Regions from separate parts of the Homo sapiens genome. Here region 1 is linked to region 2. A link is a loop called in an ENCODE intact Hi-C map of the cell type or tissue named here. Cell type or tissue: breast epithelium. All regions are shown on one strand. Links, peaks and the distances in the headings refer to the core of each region. The heading gives the core; the rest is flanking DNA. Region 1 overlaps LIFR-AS1 (LIFR antisense RNA 1). Region 2 overlaps LIFR-AS1 (LIFR antisense RNA 1).

Region 1 (9,970 bases), core at 1,971-9,970, 48 kb after region 2:
GGTACAGCTTGGTTTCATACATTTTAGGGAAGCATGAAACATCAATCAAACACATGTAAGATGTACACTGGTTCAGTCTGGAAAGGTGGGACAACTGGAAGCAGGGGGTTTCCAGGTCATAGGTAGATTAGAAGATTTTCTGATTGGCAATTGGTTGAAAGAGTTAAGTTATTGTCTAAAGACTTAGGAATGTCTGGGTTAAGATAAGGGATTGTGGAGACCAAGGTTTTATCATACAGATGAAGCCCCCAGGTAGCAAGCTTCAGAGAGAATAGATTGTAAAAATGTTTCTTATCAGACTTAAAGAGTCTGTTCTATCAGTATTTCTAAAAGGGAGGAAGGTACAATGAGGCATGTCTGACCCTCCCTTCCCATCATGGCCTGAACTAGTTTTTCAGGTTAACTTTGGAATGCCCTTACTGAGAGGATGAGGCCATTCACATGGTCAGAAGGTTTAGAATTTTATTTTTGGTTTACAGCTATTTCCAGAAGTTTAATGATGGAGGGAAAAGGTTTAATTAATTTGTTAATTAAATTCTTAAGCATCTTTAAAATTTTTTAAAGTACCTAAAGCTGTCCCCAACACCAAGGAGTCTGTAAACTAATTGAGAAGATAAGCTATAGATTAAAAAAGTAACTGAAAATGCAAGACAGTGGGAGATTATTTGGCACTTTCCATACTCAGCCGTGTTTCCACTCCACACTTTTATCCCTCTCTAATTTCATTCACTCTCACAGCTTCAAAGACCACCTGTAACATAGGCCCTATGTACTAATGATGACTCCTGAACTGTGCCTTGGGTCCTGACCTTCCCGCTGATCTCCAGGTTCTCAAGGTCTATGCTTCAAACTGCACCCTGAGGACTTCCATCTCAACTATTATCATACCCTGTGGATTCTGTAACTGAGCCAGTGACCCTTTCAGTAATGGTGCCAGAAAGTCCAGTTTGGGGTCACTCTATTGAAAATGCATATCTTAGCTCTAGGACTTTAAGGCAATGGGTTTCAAACTGTTTCCTGGAGAGCTAGGTGCTGCCTTTGGTTTATCCTATAGATGTCAGAATGGGAAACACTTGTATTTATAAAACCCTTATCCCTGACTCACTTTCTGTCTTTACTCTTTGTTTTTTCTGTGACTCATTTCTAAGTTATGCTCTTTCTACTGGTAACAGCTCCTGGGGGAAGCCTGCTCATTCTCTTTTCTGGCCATAGGTCTAGATAAGGTTTAGGACCCAGAAGAGGGCATAGAAGAAGGTTATACCCATTCCTCAACTGAGAAATCCATGCACTTTTCTACAAGATAAGGATAATCATAGCTATCTCAAAGGAGGTTAAGTGGATGAAAGGAGATAATGAGTGCAAATTATCTTATGGTTTTAACCAATATTTATTGAGGTTTCAGTATGCACCAGGCATTGTGCTAGGCATAGAAGCCTGCCTAAGAGTTCCTTACGGACAAGGAAGTAAATTATTATAGCAAAGTGGGAACAATGCTACAATAGGAGTAAGATACATCCTATGCTAGGGGAAGTGCAGAAAAGGGGTAAGCAGCCCAGTGTTGAGGAAGTTAGGGCAGACCTCGTGGAGGAGCTGAGAAGGAGTAGCAGTTAGCCACTTGAGGGGTGTCAGGGGAAGGGGCAGGAGCGGGTGATGCAGGCCTGCAGAGAAAAAGCTCAGTGGGTTGGGAACAGCTATCAGTGATTCACTATGGCTGACACTAGGAATGTTAGGTAGAATGTGGCAGGAGCCAGATTGAAAGTGTGCCTTTTGGGAGGCCGAGGCAGGCGGATCACCTAAGGTCAGGAGTTTAAGACCAGCCTGACCAACATGGTGAAACGTCATCTCTACAAAAATACAAAAATTAGCCAGGCATGGTGGTGCATGCCTGTAATTCCAGCTACTTTGGAGGCTGAGGTGGGAGAAATGCTTCAACTCGGGAGGGGGAGGTTGCAGAGCACCGAGATTGCACCATTGTACTCCAGCCTGGGCGACACAGCGAGACTCCCTCTAAAAAGAAAAAAAAAAAAAATAAATAAATAAATAAAAAAAAAAAAAAAAAAAAAGAGGTGCCTTAAAATACAAGGATATTTCTATTTTATCCTGAAGGCAATAAGAAACCAGTCATAGCCATGGAGTCACTGCCATAGATTTGTTTCTTAGAAAGATCCCACCATGTGAATCCTGGATGCAGCTGGGGAAAGTGGGTGAATTTCTAGAGTCTAATCAGTGTTTCTCAACCTTTTTTTTTCTTATTATCACCTCCTAAGGAGCCTTTTTAGACATTATTTTCCCAAGCACCCCACCAATCCCCATGAAACTTGAATACCCCAGAAATGCTGTCTATGTCCTTATGCACTGTATGTGCTTTATGCATAAAATAAATAACTTTCTTGCTCCATGCACCCCCACTCAACAACCAACTTTCACCTTCTGAGGACTGCTAATGTGAAGTCCCTCTAGACTAAGCCCATGAAATACTTGCCCCTTCCCTCCCCACCACTGCCACGCTCCGTCTCCAGCTGGTCATCTACCAGCATCCTAGCTGGATTCCCTCTCCGTCACTCCAGCACAGGGGTTCTCAACCTCTGCATTTGGGGCTGGATATTTCTTAGTTGTGCAAGGCTGTCCTGTGCATTGTAGGATACTGAGCAGCATCCCTGGCCTCTGCCTTTGGATGCTAGTAGCACTACCTCACCCAGTTGTGACAACCAAAAATGTCTTCAGACATTGCCAGCATCCCCTAATTGAGGCCCACTACTTTGGTGCTTTAGTCCCTAGTTTGTCTACTCCCACAAGCAATATGTGCAATTACAGTGACTAATTTTTCCTCCCCAGAGAGATGGCACCCCTGGGCTAGAGGGATGCTAGGAAGGAAAAGTCCTTGTCCTTTTGGCATCCTCTCACCCCACGAGCTACTTCTGTGTCTTTTCTTTATGTAACACTGAACTCTCCAGCTCAGGCCTCCAGGTCCTAAGTTCATAATCTCATTACAACTAATCCTGTTTACGGCCATTCTCTTGGCAGAACAATCTTGTCTGGACCAAGGCTCTTTCCTCACCACCCAATGTTCTTGTTGCTCCATTGTTCCTGGGGACTGTGGCCTGGCTGAGTATAAGCTTTCATTGATAGGGTTTATCCTGTTTACAGGGAGTCTGCAGAAGGGCCTCATCAAATACTTCCATCCCTTCCTTCAATAAATGGCTCCCTTTGATCTGTGCAAGGCACAACTTTGTTTATCAGAAGCTGGGCTTCCTCTAGCTGATGATGGGGACATCCTGTCCCAGAAAGGCTCCCCAAAATAACACCTTCTGAATTTCAGAATATTTTCAGGTTCCTCTATTTTGGAAGCATTTTTTTTTTTTCTTGCATGCCATTTCTTATGGCAAGCAAAGAAAGGAGCTGATTTTGCATTTTGAAGCCCAAGGTAACACAAAGTTGAACAGGTCACCGCCAAAAATGAGGAAAGGACAGTGTTGATAATAATATAAACATTTGGAACCAGAACAATATACAAGATTAGGGTTGACCAGGTGTGATCGTTTTTCATATTGTCAATTTAAAACTGGAAGTTATCTAACAAGGTGAAAAAGAGGTCATGGGTGTTAGTCATCTATATGACAGGATGGTAGAAGCTAGCTGAATTATGTGGATGAATGGTAAGGGCGATTTTACACTGTCCGAGCCAGGTAAAGAGCTCTATTTACAGCAATGGTTCTCAAAGTGTGGTCTCTAGTCCAGCAGCATGACCTGGAAATGTTTTAGAAATGTAACTTCTCAAGCCCCATCCCAGATAGTGAATTGGAAACTCTGGAGGTGGGGCCCAGGCACCTGTAAGCTCACAAGCCCTTTAAGTGATGTGATTCTCATGCTTGCTAAAGTTTGAGAACCTCTGATCTGCCCCAATAATCTTCAAACTTCGGTGTACACAAGAATCACATAAGAAGCTAAAATGCAGATTCCCAGATCCCATACCTAACGATGCAGATTCACTTGGTCTAGAGTGGACCCAGGAAAGTTTGCATTGCTAATAAGCAGCCCAGGGTGATTTGGGTGCAACTGGTCCATGAATCAAGCTTCGAGGAGCATTGGCCTATATATAAAGGAGTGGTACAAATTGTCCATATTGCTCCAGTCTTATTCTAAAGAGGCTCCCTCCGTGGCTAAGAATGAGCCAGTATCACAATTCATCTTCCCTTCCCAGTCATCTCATGAAGCAGGCTGCTAAGATTACCTATTGTGGGCCGGGCGCGGTGGCTCACGCCTGTCATCCCAGCACTTTGGGAGGCCGAGGCAGGTGGATCACGAGGTCAGGAGATCGAGACCATCCTGGCTAACACGGTGAAACCCCGTCTCTACTGAAAAAATGCAAAAAAATTAGCCGGGCGCGGTGGCGGGCGCCTTGTAGTCCCAGCTACTCGGGAGGCTGAGGCAGGAGAATGGCAGGAACCCGGGAGGCGGAGCTTGCAGTGAGCCGAGATCGAGCCGCTGCACTCCAGCTTGGGAGACAGAGCGAGACTCTGTTTCAAAAAAAAAAAAAAAAAAAAAAAGACCTATTGTGGTTTTCAGGATTACTCTAATACTAGAAGGTTAGATTGGCCCCATGGATTCCTTTCACACTGACATCTGAAACACACTGCTGACTCCTAACCTGGGTTGGACTCATGCTGCTGGCCTGGAGGCAAAAGCTTTTTATCCCATTACTAGTTCCTTGAACCACAATCCAAGACACAATTTGGTTTTCCCAAGAGTTTTGTTTTGCACTGCTGATGCATTCCAGTCATTGTTGTGATGCATTTCCTTCTCCTCTTTCCCTCCAGTCCCTGGGCAATGCCACACATGTATATATAGCCTCCTAGTGTGAACTTACTCAAATCCTAACCCTCTCTCCCAGAACGTGTCTCTGCTGCAAGGCACCGGGCCCTTTCGCTCTGCAGAACTGCACTTGCAAGACCATTATCAACTCCTAATCCCAGCTCAGAAAGGGAGCCTCTGCGACTCATTCATCGCCCTCCAGGTACAGCACTGCTGGGGTTTGCTTCCTTCCTTCCTGGCTTTGTGTCCCATGTCCCCTTAGACCTGTCCCCCCTTTAGATTTCTTTTCACTCTGCTTTAATACCAGTTGTGAGGGTCTCTCAGGGCTCTGACCTTACCTCTTTGTCCTACAAAAGTGTATTTCTTGTGTGGTTTCCTGTGACCTGTACTTACCCAGACTTTCTCCAGTCAATCCTTGGCATCCTACAGAGATGGTCTTCCTCAGTCTTCAGTCTCTGTAACGATACCAGCCCTTGTTTAGAGACCCAGAGTAGAAATGGTCACTGTATACAGTTGTACAGTTTCTGCACCGCACAGACACCTGAGGAAGAGAGCAAGTGGTTAGGAAAATCCAGCTTGCACACTGCTCACCAAGATGAATGCCTGAAGCTGCTCTGTGGAAACCTAGAGGAAGGTACATTGTTTCGCTTTTTTTCCATGTCAGATATTGATAGAATCACATATAACTACATTAGATTATCAGCTAAAACCAGATTAGTGTGTTTTATTGTCATGTCATTGTGTATGTGAACATGAAGACTTTTAGAGTGCCTGAAAATATTTTATGAGAAATAGTTAAATAGCTTCCCTTTTTATTTTTCATTACTAGACCTTATTTCTTAGAGCAGTTTTAGGTTTATAAAAAGCCAGAGCACAAAGTACAGAGAGCTTCATATACCCCTGCCCACCCTGTCCACCCCACTCCCAGTCTCCCCTGTTAGTAACATCTTATGTTAGTGTGGTACATTTGTTGCAATTGATGAATCAATATTAATAGATTAGTATGAACCAAAGTTCATGGTATACATTACTATGTATACTATGTATACTCTTCGTGTTGTGCATTCTATGGGTTTTGACAAACGTGTGATGACATATATGCACCGTTATAGTATCTTACAATAGCTTCATTGCTATTGCTAAAACTCTGCTGTGCTCCATCTGTTCATCCTTCTTTTCTTCCCTGCCTTCTCCAGGCCCTGACAACCACTGATCTTTTAACCATCTCCATCGTTTTGAGGAAAGTACACTTTTTTCTTTGCACAAAGAACTGTCTACTAGCCAAAACCACAGGATGCTTCTGCCCAGAGGAACACCATTTAAAAAAACATGCGCAAAGGTTTTATCGCAGCCAGCCAATGCCTTGAATCCAAGCTCTAACCCAATTCAAGACCTTTCCCTGGATCACGTCCGTGTGTCCTGTCTCTCTTGTTTCCCCTTATCCATCTAGCATATACTTTTCCTGGTAAACGTTTCTATTTTTTTCTGTTTAGGCTGCTGTAACAAAAATACGATAGTCTGGGTAGCTTAAACAAAAATCATTTATTTCTCACAGATCTGTAGGCTGGTAATTCCCAGATCAAGGCACCAGGCAGAATCAGAGCCTGGTGAGCACCCACTTCCTCGTTCTTAGAGGACCGTTTTCTTATCATGTCTTCACATAGCAAAAGGGACAAGGGAGCTGTCTGGGGTCCCTTTTATAAGGGCACTAATCTCACTCATGAGGCCTCTACCCTCACAATCTAATCACTTCCCCAAGGCCCCACCTGCTAATGCCATCACATTAAGGGTTAGGATTTTAACATATGAATTTGGGGGAGACATAAACATTCATTCTGTTGCAATTACCTTATGTGCCCCTCTCATCTACCCACCCGTCTATCCCCCTCCTCTTCTCTGATGCATCTTCTATGTCAGCCCTGTCTGAAAGCATTTTCTGCAATGATGAGAATATTCTACACCTGTGTGGTCCAATATAATAGCCACTAGCTGCATGTGGCTATTGAGCACTTGAAATGTGTCTCATGTGACAGAACTGAATTTTTAAGTTACATTTCATTTGAATAATTTAAACTTAACTCCATGTGGCAAGCAACAATTGTATTAGACAGCATAGGTTTAAGTTTTTACCTATGCCAGATTCCCCATTCTAACAGAATTCATTAACATCCCCCCCAGTTTCATACTGGACATCTTCCCCTCCCCTGCCTTTTTTATGTTTTTTGTTTGTTTGTTTTGTTTTGTTTTGTTTTTTGGTTTTGAGACAGAGTCTAGCTCTGTCACCCAGGCTGGAGTGCAGTGGCTCGACCTCGGCTCACCGCAACCTCCGCCTCCTGGGTTCAAGGGATTCTCCCGCCTCAGCCTCCTGAGTAGCTGGGATTACAGGCGTGCACCACCATGCCTGGCTAATTTTTGTAATTTTAGTAGAGACAGGGTTTGACCATGTTGGTCAGGCTGGTCTTGAACTCCTGGCCTCGTGATCTATCCGCCTCGGTCTCCCAAAGTGCTGGGATTACAGGCGTGAGCCACCACGCCCAGCTGCTCCTTCTCCTTGATTCTTTCCTGGCTAATCAGGAAAGATACAATTGTTCCTGACCCCATTGCTGAAATAGTCAGCTACTATGTCCGTCACATTTATTACCATTAAATTTGCAAATATATGTACAACCATTATATATCCATACAAACTAAAAATAGTTTTAAAAGTATTAGTTTAATTTAATTAAACTATTAGTTTTTTCTAAAAAAATAGAAAAAATGTGCACATATGGTGCCGTCTCACGTAACTTTTTTTTTTTTTTTTTTTGAGACGGAGTCTCGCTCTGTCGCCCAGGCTGGAGCGCAGTGGCGCAATCTCAGCTCGCTGCAATCTCCACCTCCCAGGTTCAAGCATTTCTTGTGCCTCAGCCTCCTGAGTAGCTGAGATTACAGGCATGTGCCACCACACCTGGCTAATTTTTTGTTTTTAGTAGAGACAGGGTTTTGTCATGTTGGCCAGGCTGGTCTCAAACTCCTGGCCTCAGCTGATCTGCCCACCTCAGGCTCCCAAAGTGCTAGGATTACAGGCGTGAGCCACTGTGCCCAGCCTTACATAATGTACTTAAAATTTCTTTAATTTATGAAGCTAGTTGATGTTGCTTGTCTATACCTTTTAATTCTTTCCTCTTTTTTTTTCTTAAAGAAATTTCCAATTTCTTTAAAATTTTCTGTTTAAAACTCTATACTCCCAGAAAACAGAGTAGAGTTACATAACTAATGCTTTATTTGGCAAAAACTACAAGGCCATAGTTAGTGGGCTAATATATGTCAGTTCAGATGATTGTGGCACCACCTTTAAGGCATGAAAAGGAGAGAAGGGAAGAAATAATAACACCAAAAGAAATTAAGAGTTTAAGTCCAAGAGTCAGCATGGAGTGGAGTTAAGGAACTATGGATTGTGGTTCTTGGGAGGCTGGAGTTAGTGGTAAGCATGTCTGTGCCACCAACCAGTCCAGGGCATTGGTGATATCACTGAATCTCTCAGAGACTCAGCTCTCTGCTTCACAGCATGCAGGTTTTCACTAGACCCTCCAATTTAAGGTGTCTTCTAGATCAAAATGCTCTTTAGGTCAAACACAGTCTTAGGAATAACTAGGAAAGTTGAAACAAACTTTCGTCACACAGACTGTTTCACATTATCCCACCTCCTGTCACCCCCTTCTCCCACCTAGCAATGTTTGTGACGAATACACCAACTTTCCTGAGGACAAGAGCAAAACAATATTTTAAGAAACAACAAAACTCAGTTTAGAGTGAGTCACTGGGCCTGACCATGGTGGCTAAACTGACCACAAAAGTTTGTGAATAGTCTATATGGTGTCCTTCAAACATCTGCACAAACCTTTTATTTCCAGTGCTTTGAACAGAAATAAACATAGTCATTAAGCCAAATTCTACATTCTACAAAACAGATGAAAAGTTAAAGCATAACGTTAAGTCCAAAACATTAGTGTGGAGTCCTCAGCTGAATACCTCTTGCCTGCATGCCCATGTGAGCAGTCAGTTAAATGCCTGGTGTCTGTTATATGAGCAGTGGGAAATCTTTGCATACAAAAAAGTGTGAGTTGTACTAAAGTAAAATCAGTATTCTGGATCCCTTAATGTGCACATAATTACCACTTAGGCTTCTAAGCGAAATGATTTGCTAATGGCAACTAAAATGTGACATGGCCCAGAGTGAAAAAATTGATTCATAACTTGGGAAGGTTTGACTAGATTGCCCTTAGGCAAGTGCCTAGAGGGCTTTCCTGTCTCTCCCTAAACCTTGCTTCTGCAGTTCCAATGTACAAAATAGGGATAGGGTTGTTGTGAAGATTAAATGAAACTAGGGCAGGTCTTCTGGACAGATACTATTACAGTGCTGCAAGCCCTTCCTTCAGAATCCTTGGCACCATTACAGTTCTACATTTATTTATATCATCATTTGACTACTGTCCCTCAGCTGACTGTACATTCCATAAGGACAGGATTTATGTCAACTTTTTCTCAACATTGCTTCACCACCTCCTCATAGAACCTGGCATATAAAAGGGAGTCAACAACAATCTTTTGAATGAAATGTGTAAGTCATTTGCAGTCACTGGTGTCAGATCCCCGGGTTTGAATGCTGTGTGCTTGGACAAGTAATGTTTCTGCCTTTGTCTTAGTTCCTGCTTTCTATAAAGGGGAGATAATAATGGTATCTACTTGACTGAATAGTTGTACAAATTTAGTGGGATAATACTTGCAAAGAGCTTGGAACAGTGTCTGGTACATAGTGAGGACTCAATACATGCTAATGAATTTTGATGATGATGATGGTGGCGGTGGACATGCAATAAGCTCTTCATAAATAATAGCTCTTCTTCTAATTGTTATTCACGGTCATCATTGAAACAGTATTTGCCTCTTGATTATCAGTCATAGGTGGTCCTTAGTTACCTAAAATATCACAGGACCACTGCTTTACCTTTCCATGTTATGCCAGGCACAGACAACAGAGGCAGTGTCAAAGGAGATACCCAAATGATGTTTACAATGGTACACGGGTCTCTAGGGTCCAAGGAAAAGTTACCAAGTATTTTCCCACCTCCCTACTTTCATCTCCCTCTTACTTCCCAGTCCCTTCCCCCCATGCTTG
Region 2 (10,219 bases), core at 866-8,865:
TCATCATGTGTACAATCTTGTGAGAGGCCCGGAGCCAGAACCAAGTGAGGGTGCCATTAGGTAAGCTGTTGAGGGTGCCATTAGGTAACCAGGTGCCATTAGGTAAGCTGCTCCTAAATTCCTGATCTACAAAAAGTGCAAAATAATAATTGTTTATTATTGTTTCAAGTCACTAAATTTTGGGTAGTTTCTTACACAGCGATAGATAAAACCTGAACCAGAATTGGAAAAAAAAAATTGATAATATAACATTATAGTGGATACTGTGGTATACTACCTAGATCACTTCTTCAGGGCTGACACAACCATTTCCCAGCTATTGAAAATATTGTTTGTTGACAATACATAGCTATGTCCCTTACTAGAAATTGCCATCTAAGCTGAAGCTATGTCTTATTCAAGATTATGAGCTCCTGCCTGGGGCAGCCTGGGGCCGATGACTGACATGAGGATAAAGAAGTCAAACCCCATTCAATTTGTCCCCTTTCCAATCCTGCTTCCCTCAATTCCCTAAAGTTGTATCTCATGAGTGCTATCCAAAATAAACCTCTGCCTACAACTCTCTGTCTCAGAGTCTGGTTTCCATGCTACCAAACCTAAGAGAGTTGGTATGGTCCTTGGAGACAGGGTATGCAGCCAATTACCTGGTTCGCTTGTCAGGGCATGGGAAGAAAACAATTGAAAGACTGAGGACAAGATTGTCTGCAGAGGAGGCACTGGGATGAACCTATGGGGGTGCACACAAATTGTGAAGATTTTGTTAATGCCCACCAGATAGCATATACTGCAGAAGAGGCGCTAAATAACAAACTGACTTGGCTAGTAGACATCAGGCAGCCTCTTTTCTTTTCCACCCCAGTGCTTACACAGTGGATTCATGAGCAGAGTAGCCATGATGGCAGAAATGAAGGCTCATGCATAGCCCCAACAGCACACTCACAAAAGCTGATTTAACTATGGATGCTGCTGAGTGTCCATCCAACCTGCCAGCAACAAAGGGTAATGGGTTCCCAATATGGCACCCTCACTCAATGAAAGCAACCAGTCTTTTGGTACCAAATCAATCCGTTTGAATCTTTTCAATCCTAGATGGAGGAACAATTCATCTTGACTAGGATTGATACTTATCCTAGGCATGGGCTTGCCTTTCCTGCCCATAAGGCCTTGGCTGTGCTGTCTTGTGGCTCTTCCCTGCCTACATTTAGCGTATACATTCAGGTAAAGCAGCCATAGCCTGAAAAGGACCTGATAACCAGGGCCTTAGATTCCCCAGGGCTGAGGGTCTAGGCACTCCCCCAGACTAGCCACCTAGACCAACGGAAGTGCTGGCTGAGGGTGAGACAAACCCAGAATGAGTGGTAGAGGATAAAGACAATGAGCTTCCATTACGAATGTGAAGGCAGCTGCAGCAGCAAGGCTAGAGCTCATCCCACTGGAGTGTCCAAGTTTTCATAAGGAACAAGACTCACTGGAACCTGAGAGGATCTATGTGGGATGAGGGGATGCTATGGGGCTCTATCAGGGTTCTCTCTTAAGAGGCAATGCACTCATGTTCCAGCTGCTGGGACTCTCAGCTGCTGACAATTCATGACTACATGGCTCACTGGGAATTGCCCTTGGCTACAGAGAACTCCTTCACTTAAGGTTGCACTCTCTCCCAGAGATGGCCAGTGGCCATCTGACTGTGAGGAAACTGACTGATGTGAAGAAACAAAGGCTGGCACATTTGCTTCAGTTAGGACATCTCTGAAAGGCCATCCCAGCTCCCAAGCTTCCCACAGGAAGGGCTGAGACTCCTATTGCAGCTATGTTGTGGATCAGCTTCTGTCTTTGTCCAATCCTGCCTTCCTCAGCTCCTGACATTGTTTCTCCCAACACTCCCCCAGTAAACCTTCTGCATGCAACTCTCTGTCTCAGGGTCTGTCTCCAGGAAACCCAACCTACAAAAAGCTTCCATACAAGGATTTTTAACCTTCAATCAGCACAGCGAAAAAATGCTGCCAGAGAAAAGTCTATGCTCTTCATTGTTAATCCAGTAGATGGGAAAACTAGAAATTGCAAGCTTTGGTTGACCTGACAGTGGTTGCGAAGAAAAAGGGAGCATGTCAGGAAAGGAAGTGACTGGGAACTCTATGTCCACTTTATTCATGGATGGAGGTGTTACAAAGAATAGGGTATCAGGGGTAGGTGTGCTTGATATACCTCAGCTTTTCTGAGGGAGGTAAGCCACATGGAAAAATATCATAGTAAGGCTCTTTGCTCACTAGGTAGGTGACTTTGGTCATTTCATTGTTGCAATCTTTACTGATATACTTGCCAAACAGTGTTTTGTTTGTTGTAATAACTCTAGTTTATTTATTTGTAAATTTCTGAATATAGTCATAAACAACTGACAGTCTCTTTAAACAAGAAATTGTACAATGGAAATTTGATATTTTGCTGGAGAGACTCTGCAAAAGAAATTAGTAGGAATTAGTAGATTGTATGTTCAGAGGGTGAGGGCTCACTGACATGGTGTATTAGTCTGTTCTTACGTTGCTATAAGGACATACCCTAGACTGGGTAATTTATAAAGGAAAGAGGTTTAATTGACTCACAGTTCTGCAGGGATGGTGAGGCCTCAGGAAACTTACAATCATGGCAGAAGGAGAAGCAAACATGTCCTTCTTCACATGACAGCAGCAAGGAGAAGTGCCAAGCAAGTGGGGAAAAGCTCCTTATAAAACCATCAGATCTCATGATAACTCACTCACTATCATGATAACAGCAGCATGGGAATAACTGCCCCCAGGATTCAATTACCTCCCATGGGGCCCCTCCCAAAACACATGGAGATTATGGGAACTACAATTCAAGATGAGATTTGGGTGGGGACACAGCCAAACCATATGGGCATCTAGAGTTTACACTTACCAAGATCAATGTGATCCTTTCATGAAGAACTGATTTTTTCCTCCTCCAAATTGCTTCTCTTCTGTTTGGTTGATGTGCACTTCATTCTTCTCCAACCTGAGAGGAAGGCTGATCATAGGGATTGCCACAGGGGTCCATTCCCTCTAACTCCTGTGGGATTCAGCCCATAGGGAACACAGGCAGATCTGAGGAGTGGGGAGAGTGAGGCTAGGGTATTTTTTCCCCTCTTTCCTCTCTAGTAAGGTGGACCCAGGCTGTCAGCCTCCCTCCATGGCAGACCACACCCCCTGCCAGGCAGTCCCTCCCCGGCCCCTCTTGGCTTAGGGGTGCTAACTATCTTCAGCGACCACTTGCTCCAGGTTACTGCACTATGCCTTAGGGTTTCCCTACACTCTGCCCTGATAGAATGATTCTTCTTGCTGTCTCTTTCACATTTAGGAGACTAAATTCTAGACTCGCTTCTTACAGAAACAAGCGAAGCATCCATGAGCCAATCCCTTCACCAATGTAGGCTAAGAAATTCCTGGGATCTGGCACTCAAAGATTTAAAAGAACTTTGAACTGAATGAAGGAGACAATGTCTCCACCCCATTCCAGTGCTTTATAACCTGTTTCCTTGAGGAAAGTGACAAGGCAGGAGATGTGGGGACAAAAGGATTAGAAATTCAAAGGTGCTCGTGAAGGGAGCGAGTGCACATTAAGACTTGGCATAAGAATGGCAGCAGGCAGAAGCAGGCCCAGGCTGATGGGAGACTGAACAGCAGAACAGAGCAAAGCCAGGAAAAGGGTTTTAAGTAAACTCCTTAAACTCCTGGGAAGCCACAGGACAGATGGACAGTGCAGTGAATGACCATTCTGAGACAGCCAAGTATAAACGGTCCCCGGAGAATCGCATCTCCAATCGGTCTGCGCACTGGGAAAACAGAATGGAGGCATGGAAATTGACCCCGTTTGCAGGAAGGAGGAGCCTGGCCCTCCTGTTCCTGTGTGGTAACCTGGAATTCAATCTGTGAGATGGGGGCCTGTTAACAGGAACCCCTCTCACTTTGCTGAGAGTCTTTTTCCTTTTCGCCCAATAAATTTCATAACCCCATCACCCTTCGAAGTGTCTGCGTGCCTAACTGGTCATGTGACAAGGACCCAGTTTTTAGCTGAACTGAGGAGAAAGTCCTACAATTCCTACCATTCGCTGCCACTCCTTGTTCAGACCTTCTAGTCATAGCTTCCATTGACTGGGTGCCTCCCATGTCCCAGGCATGATGCATTATACTCATTGTCTCCTTTCATCCTCACACACAACAACCTTGGCAGGACACAGAAAGGTGGTGTGAGGAGACGAGCCGAGCTACTTGCCCAAGGACCCAGGGCCCCCTAAATGACAGAACCAGGATGCCAACCCTGGGACTTCCTCACATAGTTAATCTCCCTTTTCTAAAACAGAATTTGGCCTGGCCCTAAGGATACCTGTCCAGGCTGGAGTGAACACTGAGTTTTCACTACTTCCTCTCATCTCTCAGAAATCACTGAAGCAGGCCCAAATTCGTGGTTAGTCCAATAACAACCCACTCTATTTGAGCCAAAAATTATAGCAGGCCAGGTCCTGGGTCAGGGAGCTCATTTCCTTCTCTGCCCTCTCTCCACCTTGTCCTTCCTGCCCAGGTGTGAATCTTTCCCCAGAGCCAGGCCCACACCAGAATAAGCCCTGGGAAGCAGGAGAGTGGGACATGGCAAGGTATTTGTCTCTGTGTGTGGGATTGCACTGGGAGAGGAGGACGGAGGGAAGGCATTCCTCATGCAGTAAACAGCCCAGACCAATTTGCACCCCAGCCACTGAGCCTTAATCTTTTCATGATGCTTTGCATATTTATAACCAAGATTCCTATTGCTCTGGTACAAACAAGATTGCAATCAGCCTGCCAACAGATTCTCTTTAAACTGTCAGTCTTTATGGAGAAAAAACAGTCACTGACATTGAATGCCCTTTAAACAAGCCCCCCTTATTCTCCTTAGCTGGAAGACAGTACGCAAGCTTAGTCCTAAGAAGAGAGGGAACTTGTTTCCTTTAAACAGCCCCTGCCCAGGTTTTCTTCAGTTTGGTTAGAGCAGCCTCAACTCCTTTTAAACGCCTTGCTTAGCGGACGCCAGCCTGCTTGAGCTGCGCCTGCAGATGCCAATTTCAGCTGCCACATTTAATTTTCATGTCCTGAGGGCCTCCTTTGCTTTTTCTCATTCCCTTAAATGAATAAAAATAACTAAGGAGCATGGAGCACATGACCCTGATTCAGTGTTCAATCTTTTGCTACAGATATGTTTGCCCACGTCCAGTCCTATTTGTTTTAAAGAGAAGATGAAGCAGAAAAAGGGGACCTGTCACATCTCTGTTTCCCAGATCCTTAGAGCCTAAATACAGCTGTGAGTTAGGACAGAAAAAGTTAGTTTCCTTATCTAGAAGCCAGACATGTGTACTAGTGGCAGAAGCATGTTCTACTTTGGTTCTACTGTGAAAAGAACCAATGGAAAGAAAAAACCTAACTAACATGGACGGATTCCTTACTCGACTTGGTGATGCGGACCCTAAGGTCCCACCAGCACATGCTGATGTGACTCAAGGGCTGAAATAAAGGGGACAATGCTTCCTCGTTGTCTTCAATGGAAGAGACATCTGGGATTTTATTTTATTTTATTTTTTTGAGATAGAGTCTCACTCTGTCACGCAGGCTGGAGTGCAGTGACGCCATCTCAGCTCACTGCAACCTCTGCCTCCTGGGTTCAAGCGACTCTCCTGCCTCAGCCTCCAAAGTAGCTGGGATTACAGGCGCATGCCACCACACTCGGCTAATTTCATCTGGGATTTTAAACTGGACTGAAAAAAAATCCTGACTTCCAGCAGGTCTTTCTTAGGGCCAAAAGAGTGCTACTTAGAAGTAGGATGGGCCATGAGACTCCCTTTAGTACCCTCAGAAAGACCCCAAAAGAAACCCTTGTGGGTTTCTCACCAGCCCTCACCCCAGGACTAAGACTATGCCAAGCCCAGCCGTGAACATTGTGATCCTTTCTATGGTCCTTTTAGGGACTGTTTTGGGAGAGGCAGAGTCAAAGAGTGCATTGCAGCTGCTATTCTTATTCCTTTACCCAGCCAACCCTTAGTCGCCAGCATTTCTCAAACCATAGTTTAGCTGTGAATGCCCGAGATTTTCTTCTTGTCCTAACCACAGTAGTGCTGGTGGTCATGCTGCTTTCTGGCACAGCCAGGCAGGAGGCCAGCCACCTCAGAGCCTCAGGGAGGAGGGAGGGGAAGGATGCCTTCCCCTGGGGCCCAGAAGGGGCTGTGGGTACCAACTGCCTGGACACTCAGGCTGGAATCAAGCTGAATACACTGTAGGGAGGAACTGAAAGATCCGGGCAGGGGAACATACTCCTCAATCCAGACCAATGTTTTCAAAGGCCTCCATTTTGTGAAGGTGTTGTCATCAAAGCTTGCCTTTCTCTTTATAAATGAACTCATTTGTGGAAAATTCTGGAAATAAAGAAAAGGAGAGAGACAGAGAGAGGGAAAGAAAGACAAAATCATTCTTTTCAATGCCAGTTATTGAATGTACCCTACAGTTTCAGAGCTTTAGTCTCTCACAGAAATTCTTCTATAGTTGTTACCAACATTTTGGTCCCTCACATCTGCTCTTTAAAATGCTAGGATAGCAGTCATGAAACTCCTTGGTCCTCTCAGAGATGTGCAATTGAGGGAAATAAATTCAATTTCAGCCACTGGGTGGTATTTAGTGAGCACGTGATCAGCCTTGTACTGGGAACTCACAAGAATCTTCTCTCTTTCTTGGAAGAGAGAAGAATCTTCACTCTTTTTGGAAAGCAGAAGATTCTTCTCTCTTTTTGGAAGACAGAAGAATCTTCTCTCTTTTTGCATGTGAAACATTAGAAATGACTTGAAGTTCATATATTAATAAGGCTGGTGGATACAAGATACAGTAAAAAAAAATTTAGTTAGCAAAATAGAATTGTTGGGTGGGGCTTGAGAGAAGAAGGAATTGGAGCAGAGAACTGCATGAAATACAAGGAGAAGTTCAAGATTTTGAGTGAATTGTGTATATCATACTTATTAGCACTTCCTTGTCTTAGAATCTTCTTTGCTCCTTACACACACACACACACACTCTCTCTCTCTCTCTCCCTCTCCAATGCCCTTTCCTCATTCCTCCCTTTACTGAAAGCTGACTCATGCTTCACAGCTTAGCTTAACCTCTGTCTTCTTCATGTAGACCTTTTCAGCATCTCAGCCCACGTTGATTCCCCTTCCTGGAAACTCTCCTTCACTTAGAGTCAATATCATTCAGTTAAGTACTTAGTCGATTTCTATTTGTTTCAAGGGTGTGTTTGTCTTGCTTGGTAAAGGATAAGGCTCTTAGGAGAAGGATCATATGTTCCAGTAGGATCAGACATGGGGAGATACAGTGGAGCCACTTTGCAAACACTGGTTTAATGGATGAAAGGTTCGGTTCAGAACCTTGTTTCTCTGGGAACATTATCACCAAGAGTCCTCATCTGGGCAAGCGTTTTGTTCCTTGGCCATTTCATCAGTGCCACCACACAGGCTGCCTCATACTCTTAAATGGCTCTTCAGTGTTCTGTTTCCAGCACAGTCGGGGAGATTATGTTAGTTTCTTGCAAAATGTTTGAGAGGAGTTTCATTGTTCTTAGAAGGCAGAGAAGAGCAATTGGCCCACTTTTCTGTACTTTACACATGAAATATTTGTTTAAGCTGTGATAAAAAGCCAAACTTGGAAAGTGCTGCTATAAACTCAGAGTGCAAATGAGGGCCAGTCTAAGGGTGATCAATTCAGCTAATATGCAATAGATTCAGCTGCCACCTCCAGAAGAGCCAACATTAGTTAATCAGTATATGGGCAATCCAGGACGTTTGTTCTGGCTGAGGTCCCACCTGTTCTCTCTTTTTAGCATTTTGTGTTTCTAAGATTTCTTCCCCAGGAGGGATGAAGGAGAGGCAAGAGGATTGAGAAAAGAAGACAGTGAACAAAGACAATGTTGTTGGTAACCCAGCCCTGCTAGAGACTTGGTGGAGTGAAGGTGAAAGTCGATGCTCATAACAAAAGTTCTGGGTTTAGGATCACCTCAAGATTTAGATCTATGTCAGCCATACCCCTACTGACTGGGAAATGCACAGAATGTTAGTCTGAAGGCAAAATGGGCCATGTGCAGTCATTGAAACACGCCTGCTGTGGTATGAATATTTGTCCCCTCCAAACCTCATGTTGAAATTGGATTCCCAATGTTGCAGGTGATTCTCAATGGGAGGTGTTTGGGTCATTCGGGCAGATTTCCCAAGAACAGATTAATACCGTTTGTTTCAGGAAAAACTCTCCGAAACTGCATTTTTCCTCTGATTTTGTTATGGTAGCTAGCTAGCCAGGCATGAGCAGGCAGAAGAGGGCTCCTCCTGACCCACCAGGAATGTCAGATGACCATCAGGTGATGGTCCGGCAGTTGTCACACTACCTCTCTAAAAATGATAATTGGTTGCAGGTGCAAGGGAGAGGCAATTTCACAACAGATGAAAACATTTGAAATTGGTAACCAGCAGCTCAGGAATTGGGTGAGTAGGCTCAGGCATGCGCATTAAGAGACAAAATGGTGGAGTATGACCTTCTGGGAGCATTCCACTGGAAAAGAGAAGAATGCCACAGTCAAGAATTTGAACAACTCCAGTAAACACGCTGAGCATGCTCACCTCTCAAGTATTAGCAGGCCACTGTGCATGCGGGTGGCCCACCCTAAGGGAATAATCATGGGAAAAAGGACACAAGACCCCGGGAGTATGCCAACCTATAAAACCCCAAGTCAAAAGGTCAAATGTCCCATTTGACCTCCACAGCACCCACTTGAGTCTCTTCCAAGTGTACTTTCCTTTCTTTCCTGCTCTAAAGCTTTTTAATAAACGTCCTCTCCTGCTCTGAAACTTGCCTCAGTCTCTTTCTCTGCCTTATGCCCCTCAGTTGAACTCTTTCTTCTGGGAAGGCAAGAATTGAGGTTGCTGCAGACCTGTACGTATTTCCCATCAATAACCCAGATATTCGCCACCCCTAACACTCTCACACCACCACAACAATCAACACACTGAAGACTTCTGTGACCAAAGGTGTGGGAGTTTCTCCCCACCACAAAGCAGTGAACACCAGTTGGGTGTCAAGTCCAACACGATCTACCTGGAGATAGTATCAGATCCCATAGGTTGAGGGCTCAGTCCCCAGGACTGCTGCCCACTCCACCACACACCAGTCACAAGACCAGGCCTCCACAACTTCTGACTGACTGGCTTCAAGTTGCAATTCCCATTTTGGGTTCAATTAATTGCTGGAGCAGCTCACAGCACTCAGGGAAACACAATTAGTGGTTTATTGTGAAAGATATTGCACAGGATACAGACGAAGAGCTGGGTAGGGCAAGGTATGCGGGAAGAGGCACGGGTTCCCATGCCCTCCAGAGGTATGCCAGCCTCCAGGAATCTTCACGCGTTCAGCTGTCCGAAAGCCCTCTGAACCCAGTGGTCTTGGGTTTTTAGGGAAGCTTTATGACATCAGCATTTCTTCCCTGCGGGTGTAAGGTGGGACTATCTCAGGGGAGGGTCTTAAGTCCCACAGTCAGAAAGGTGAGGAATATTAGAGTCCTGTCCTGGGGCAGTGAAAAGAGGGTAAGAGACAGATGCTGTTTCTGAACACACCCAACATTTTAACAAAAGATTATAAAAAGGGCTATGTGAGTTATGAGCCAGGGACCATGGATGAAAGCCAGTATATATTATATATACCTATATAAATATATATGTATAAAAACACCACAGGCCACACCCTTGGTTTTTGTTTGTTTCTTTAGAGACGGAGTCTGGCTCTGTCGCCCAGGTGGGAGTGCAGTGGCATGATCTTGGCTCACTGCAGCCTCCCCCTCCCGGGTTCAAGCAATTCTCCTGCCTCAGCCTCCCAAAGTAGCTGGAATTACAGACATGCACCACCATGCCCAGCTAATTTTTTGTGTTTTTAGTAGAGACAGGGTTTCACCATGTTGGCCAGGCTGATCTGGAACTCCTGACCTCAGGCGATCCACCCACCTCGGCTTCCCAAAGTTCTAGGATTACAGGCGTGAACCACCATGCCCGGCCCACACTCTGATTTTTGACCATGGACCCCTTACATCAAAAAAAAATACATAATCATAAATAATTAGTCCAGTCCATCATATGTGAATGTCTCTCAGAGTGAGACCACACAGGTTTGAAGATTTC

Evidence for each region. Peaks named below come from ENCODE experiments on the same cell type or tissue, not always from the same donor. Only the 100,000 strongest peaks of a DNase experiment are listed, where the experiment ranks them.
Region 1: it touches region 2 in a loop (3.0-fold over the local background); 10 of 110 quality-filtered maps call a loop at or near these places.

The regions. Positions count from the first base shown.
Region 1 is chr5:38,590,305-38,600,274 of GRCh38, reverse strand. LIFR-AS1 (LIFR antisense RNA 1) reads right to left here. Exons shown (of 9, transcript NR_103554.1): 2 at 5,206-5,353. It also overlaps a transcript of LIFR not described here. Among named protein-coding and RNA genes, the nearest start is that of MIR3650, 38 kb to the right of the region's middle. In breast epithelium, for the core only: no CTCF peak of the experiment used is centred there; no DNase peak of the experiment used is centred there; H3K4me3 peaks cover 1,287 bases; H3K27ac peaks cover 260 bases.
Region 2 is chr5:38,637,140-38,647,358 of GRCh38, reverse strand. LIFR-AS1 (LIFR antisense RNA 1) reads right to left here. Exons shown (of 9, transcript NR_103554.1): 3 at 6,330-6,430; 4 at 2,914-3,009; 5 at 645-727; 6 at 1-126. Among named protein-coding and RNA genes, the nearest start is that of LINC01265, 78 kb to the left of the region's middle. In breast epithelium, for the core only: no CTCF peak of the experiment used is centred there; DNase peaks (open chromatin) are centred at 4,579 and 5,091; H3K27ac peaks cover 3,052 bases.